2 separate regions of the Mus musculus genome follow, and region 1 is linked to region 2. A link is a loop called in an ENCODE intact Hi-C map of the cell type or tissue named here. Cell type or tissue: heart. All regions are shown on one strand. Each heading gives the region's core, and the rest is flanking DNA. Links, peaks and the distances in the headings are about the cores only.

Evidence for each region. A loop is a pair of places that touch in the nucleus more often than their neighbours do. Peaks named below come from ENCODE experiments on the same cell type or tissue, not always from the same donor. Only the 100,000 strongest peaks of a DNase experiment are listed, where the experiment ranks them.
Region 1: a loop joins it to region 2, with 5 times the contacts of the local background. A loop is called at or near these places in 1 of 42 quality-filtered maps.

What each region holds. Positions count from the first base shown.
Region 1 is chr2:69,825,107-69,828,020 of GRCm38, forward strand. All of the region lies in intron 2 of Klhl23 (kelch-like 23), which reads left to right. Among named protein-coding and RNA genes, the nearest start is that of Klhl23, 4.2 kb to the left of the region's middle. In heart, for the core only: no CTCF peak of the experiment used is centred there; a DNase peak (open chromatin) is centred at 1,455.
Region 2 is chr2:69,761,693-69,764,606 of GRCm38, forward strand. It overlaps Ccdc173 (coiled-coil domain containing 173), which reads right to left. Exons shown (of 9, transcript NM_001077684.1): 8 at 30-194. Among named protein-coding and RNA genes, the nearest start is that of Ccdc173, 26 kb to the right of the region's middle. In heart, for the core only: no CTCF peak of the experiment used is centred there; no DNase peak of the experiment used is centred there.

The sequences.
Region 1 (2,914 bases), core at 97-2,596, 63 kb after region 2:
AAATATTCTTGAGGATCTACAGTAGATTAGATGAGTGATTCAGCCCAGGGTGATTCTCCTAGAAACAGTACAGAACCCAACCTGTCTGGACGTTAAAGCAAGTTCTACAAAACACTCAGTCAGTAGAGTGCATGGCTTCCACACCTAAGCTGTGTTCCTTCACCAGCACCATATGAACTGGGCTTGTGGCTCACGCCCATGATTATGACAGTCAGAAGTTTGAGGTCATTCTTGGCTACATAGGTAGTTCAAGGCCAGCCTGGGCTATGTAAGACTCCATCTTTAAAATTTGTTAACTAAATGGAATAAAGTGTTTTAATATTTTTAAAAAGAATACCGGGGAGTAGAGGCCCTTGGTCTTGCAAAGATCATATGCCCCAGTATAGGGGAATGCCAGGGCCAGGAAGCGGGAGTGGGTGGGTTGAGGAGCAGGGTGGAGGGAGGGTATAGGGGACTTTTAGGATAACATTTGAAATGTAAATGAAGAAAATATCTAATAAAAAAAAAAGAATACTGTTCAAGTTAGAACAGAAAGCTAATTTGTGTAAGGAAATAGTATAATTCACTCTCCCCTATACAGCCTTCTTTATCTTACCTCAAGTCTTAATGTATACCTGCCTTAGAGATTGGCCTGGTTAGTTTTGTTAATTTATGGTTTTGTTTTAAACATTTGCTCTAAAAACCTTTTCAACTTTGATTTGTTTCTGTTGTTTTGTTTGAATTTTTGTTGTTGTTGTTGTTGTTCTTTTTGTTTTTGTTTTTGTTTTTTTTGTTTTGAGATCTCACTATGTAGCCATGCTGTCCTGGAACTTGCTATGTAGACCAAGCTGGCCTCAAATTCAGAGAGCTCTGCCTGTGTCTGCTTCCTGAGTGCTGAAATTAAAGGTGTGCACCCCCACACTTGGCTTCCGTGTGCCTTTTCATATCCAGCTTTTCCCGCTTGCAGAATACACTGATCAGCGCTATGAGGCCTCTTACTAAGACTTTGGACGGCTAGTCCCTTCGGAATATAACGCTGATTCTCCCCAGAACTAGAGACATAATCTGCCTGTGCTTTGGTGATGCGGGCTTCTCTCAAAATCAAGGGCAGAGACGGGGTCGTCGTCTTGCTGCCTGTGGCCCACAGAGCCAAGCATAGTGAGTCTCAGTGTTTGCTGCATAAACAGTGCATTTGTTGAGATTATCTAGCCTTGCCCTTCTTCCCTTCAGCTGGAAAAAAAAAAATCAACTAGGATCTTCTTTTACTGCACTTAAGCTTCAGTGCTTGGGGGTTCATTTAAAAAACCAAAAAAACAGCTGGTAAGTTTTTATCAAAGTGGTGTCATTTTGTCCCAAATGTTTCTTCCCAGGCCTTTCTGTTTCTTTTTTAACACTAGTGAGGGTGTGGGAATGTGACCTGGACTGGAGATCTGACCTGCAGTGAGCCTTGGATGACAGAGAAGCCGGAAGCTTAGCGGCAGATGGTCTTACAGTCACACAATGCTCTGCAGCCAAGCTGCCTGGGTCTCAGCTCTGACTTTCTCTGCCAAACTTGGGCAAATGATTCAAGCCCTCTGCCCAGGCTTTTGTTTTGTTTTGTTTTGTTTTTTAATTCCAGCTTTTGATAGCTGGGGGTCTTGTGAAGACTAAAGGGCTGTGTGCTTATAACACCAGAGCCAAGTGTGGGACTCAGGGAGCCGCTGAGTATGTGGTTGGGTGAGAGGGTGGGAGAAGGTAGCAGAGAGCCTGTTGCTGTCTAGGTTTTGGCTTTGCCTGAACCTGACCATGGCTTCCTGATTCAGAGGCTGGTCCTGAGTGCTCTGACTCCTTCCCCATAGAAGAAACAAGTCAAGTTCAAATACTTGAGCAGCGTTTGTAAGCCTGAAGGTGCTGCTGCTTTTATCTCTCAATGATAACAGTGCCACTGATTTTATAGATAATACATCCTGGGCAGGAGAGATGGCTCAGCGGTTAAGAGCACTGACTGCCCTTCCAAAGGTTCTGAGTTCAATTCCCAGCAACCTCATGGTGGCTCACAACCATCTGTAATGGGGTCTGATGCCCTCTTCTGGTGTGAGTGAAGACAGTTACAGTGTACTCACATACATCAAATAAATAAATATTTTTTAAAAAAAAAGAACTCAATGTAAACAGGGATATGGATAATGCATCCTTGAGGATAGAAATTGCTCTATTGAAAATTTCAAGAGTTATATTTGAAACTGTTTTCTGGGGGATGGAGTTGGGTACCAACTCCGGGTAGCTGCTGGGAAAGAAAGCCCTATGCTTTTATATTTCCCTTGGTGGTATGGGAAGGCTCCATACTCTGCCAACACTACCCACGTGACAGCTGGTTTTGAATTCACAGAAATCCTTTATTTTATTTTGTTTTGTTTTACTTTATTTTATTTTATTTTTTGAGACAATGCCTTGCTATGTATCCTAGGCTGGCCTCAAACTCATAGTCTTCCCACTTTAGCCTCCCAGATCCTGAGATTAGAAGCGTGAGTCACTAACCAGGGGAGAGGTATATTGCTTTCATTTGAAAGTTCTGATTCTTGTTTCTATCTAGCTAACCCAGAGGAGCGTACCACTTAGTGCCACTTTGTGCAAATTTGATGTATACTATTCTGATGGGATAGACTTATACTAAAATTAGAATTTCCCATTTTCCAGTAGAAAGAATATAATGTTATGTTTCCTCAATTGATGTTATTTGCATTGTGAAGTGAAGTAACATATTTTCTAGTAACGTAACTCCATTTGATTATCATCAAATTTCAATTTCATTTCCCTTGGGGGAGGATATTCAGGGATATGATGTACAGAAAAGAAATAAGCCCTTGCTTGGCCTCTTTGAAACTACAGAGTCTTTCTTTTTCATCATAATGACTTTTTTAGTTTTACATAACAACACATTCTTACTTTGAAGTAG
Region 2 (2,914 bases), core at 246-2,745:
AAAAATGATGGGGAAGTGAGAATACTTACTATTTGCTGAATGTGAGCATCCTGAATTTCCAGTTTCTCTCTGGTCACTTTGAGGCTTTTCTCCTTTTCAAGCTCCTGGAAGATCTTATCTGCCTTCAAGACAGCCTGCAATTGTTCCTTAGCCTCTATTTTCCTTTGTCTTTCTTCTTCCTCTTTATTTTTCATCTAGATGTTTAATGGCAAAGGAAAAAAACCTAAGTTTTAGCAACCAGTTTTCATTACAGAGGAATCAGAACGCTTCAAGCGCAGAGCCAGGAGCAGTGTGAAGACAGAGAACTATGCCTGTGGCTGGCTTAGATTGTTTTACTCTCTTGAATAGCAGAGGCATACTTAATGAAAGTGTAAGAAGAGTAATGTAGATCAATGTCTTTGATGAAAACCAACAACACACACAGTTGTGGGGGGTAATTCGTGCCTGTAATCTCAGCAGTGGAGATAAGGAAACCGAGGCAGGAAGATCATGAGTTCAACCCTCTGAGCCTGGGCCCACAGGAGACTGTGGGAGGGGGACAGGAAGCGGAGGAGCAGGTAGAAGAAAACACAGGAACAGAAGAGCCAGGTCTGAAGTACACAACTACTGGCATGGTAACAATTAACTGCTAGCATGTTTAGGAGCCATGTATGTTAATGTTCAGACAGACATGTAAGGAATAAAGAAGGAGATCCATTTACTAAGGTTAAGAAATACAGAAAAGGAATCGGGTAATTTATGGGGCTTTTCTTAAGACATTTAAAGGAACATACAAAGCAATCCTGTCTCTTAAGCTGGTTCTGAAGAAGAACTTGTTGTTTTGTATCCATAAATAGCTTGGCAGAGGGAAGGTATGGTGATTTGTGTATGCTTGGCCCAAGGCATGGCACTATTAGGAGGTGTGGCCTTGTTGGGGTAGGTGTGTCACTGTGGGCATGGGCTTTAAGACCCTCCTCCTAGTTTCCTGGAAGCCAGTCTTCTCCTAGTTGCCTTTGGAACAAGAGGTGGAACTCTCAGCTCCTCTAGCCCCATGCCTGCCTGGGCACTGCCATGCTCCCACCATGTGATAATGGGCTGAACTTCTGAACCTGTAAGCCAGCCCCAATTAAATGTTGCCTTGGTCATGGTATCTGTTCTTAGCAGTAAAACCCTAACTAAGACAAGAGGGGAAGGGTGTGCTGGAGAAATGGCTCAGCAGTTAAGAGCAGTAGCTGCTCTTCCAGAGATCCCAGGTCGGGTTCCCAGACCCCGCAGCTCACAACCATCTGTAACTCCAGTTCTGGATGATACTACCCTCTTCTGGCTTTTGTGGGCATCAGGCACACACATGATGGACAGATTTACATGAAGGCAAAACATACATATAAACTAATAAAATAAATGTAAACAAATACCTTTAAAAATAACTTGTGTGTAATTAACTGATAGTCATACCACCTTCAGTATAAAAGTAAACGGTTTGGGCAGCCAGTGAATACTGGGTAACCAGGCCTCTAGCTTCTGCAGATCAAAGAGCAGCCTGTAACCAATGAGGTCACAGGTCTCAGAGGTCAGCACTGGGGCCAGGCTTCAGCTCCAGTATGTCCAGGGTCCCCTGAGGGATTAGACCCTAGGTCGCAGAACTCCGATTTCTGAGGTTCCGGCACTCATCGCAGGACCTGAACTCTCTGTTGCCATGGTCCCAGAGGTTATTTGCTCTGTAACTATAGCCACATCCCAACATAGTAGACAAGCTTCACTGGGTTTGGGTATCCCGCCTCCAGCGGGTGCATAGAATCCAAAGGTATGATCAAGATTTGACTCCATCTGGTCACCTTGGTGCTGAGTGTTCAGCCCTATCCTTGCTCCTGTGGGCACATAGCCAAGACAGGCTCACTTCAGCAACTCATTTCAATATTCAACAGCAGCTTTCTCCAGTCCCACTAGCTGAACTTTGAGATATGAGTCACAAGAAGCAGAATATCCTAATAGGCTCAGAATAGAAGGAAGAAAAAAATCTACTTCAACAGATGTATAAAACATGACAAAGCAACATAAAGTTGACACGGGTACTATGCATGTCCCATCACCTACCAACTAATCAACTAACCAACCAACTAACTGCCTGTAGCGTGTAGTTTTTGCTTCCTTGCTTTAAGCCCCAGGAGGACTGGGCTACTAGCCCCACCCAGGCTCCCTTAGATCCACTGATCACACACACACACACACACACACACACACACACACACACACACACACATTAACTTACTTTTCAACCTGCCTTATGGGTCAGTTGTTGGGGCTTCCAATGTCCTGAGGCCAGCGCCCTTCCTAACACTCCTAGCTCAGCACCTAACCCTTCCTCAACTTCAGTCGCTCAGCTTTAGTTGCATTTCTAGTCTCCTACCTGGAGAAGCAGCCTACCCAACCCCCCCCCCCCACCCCCCTCTGCCACAGATCTCACATGGCTGACTGACCACATTTTCTCCCGCCAAGCATACTGGAGGCAGAGGCAGGCGGATTTCTGAGTTCAAGGCCAGCCTGGTCTACAAAGTGAGTTCCAGGACAGCCAGGGCTATACAGAGAAACCCTGTCTCAGAAAAAGAAAAAAGAAAAAAGAAAAAAAAAAAAAAGAAAAGGAAAAAAAAAAGCATACTGAAAATCCTCCTCTCTTCCCTGCATCTACTAGGTGGTTCACAAGGACCCAGAAGTCCCGCCTATTCCTCACAGCTTATTGGCCACTAGCATCTTTATTGATGGATCAAGAACAAATGGAGAACAGGACCTTAGCATCAGAGCCACCCCCTACAACTGCCTACAAGGGAGTCAAAACTTAATGAGAGCTGAAATGTCTGAGAAATAATTTAGTTTTATGTTCAAAAGAATTAACAACCCTATAGAAGAGTCAAAAAGGTGTAAGAATTATGGAAATCTA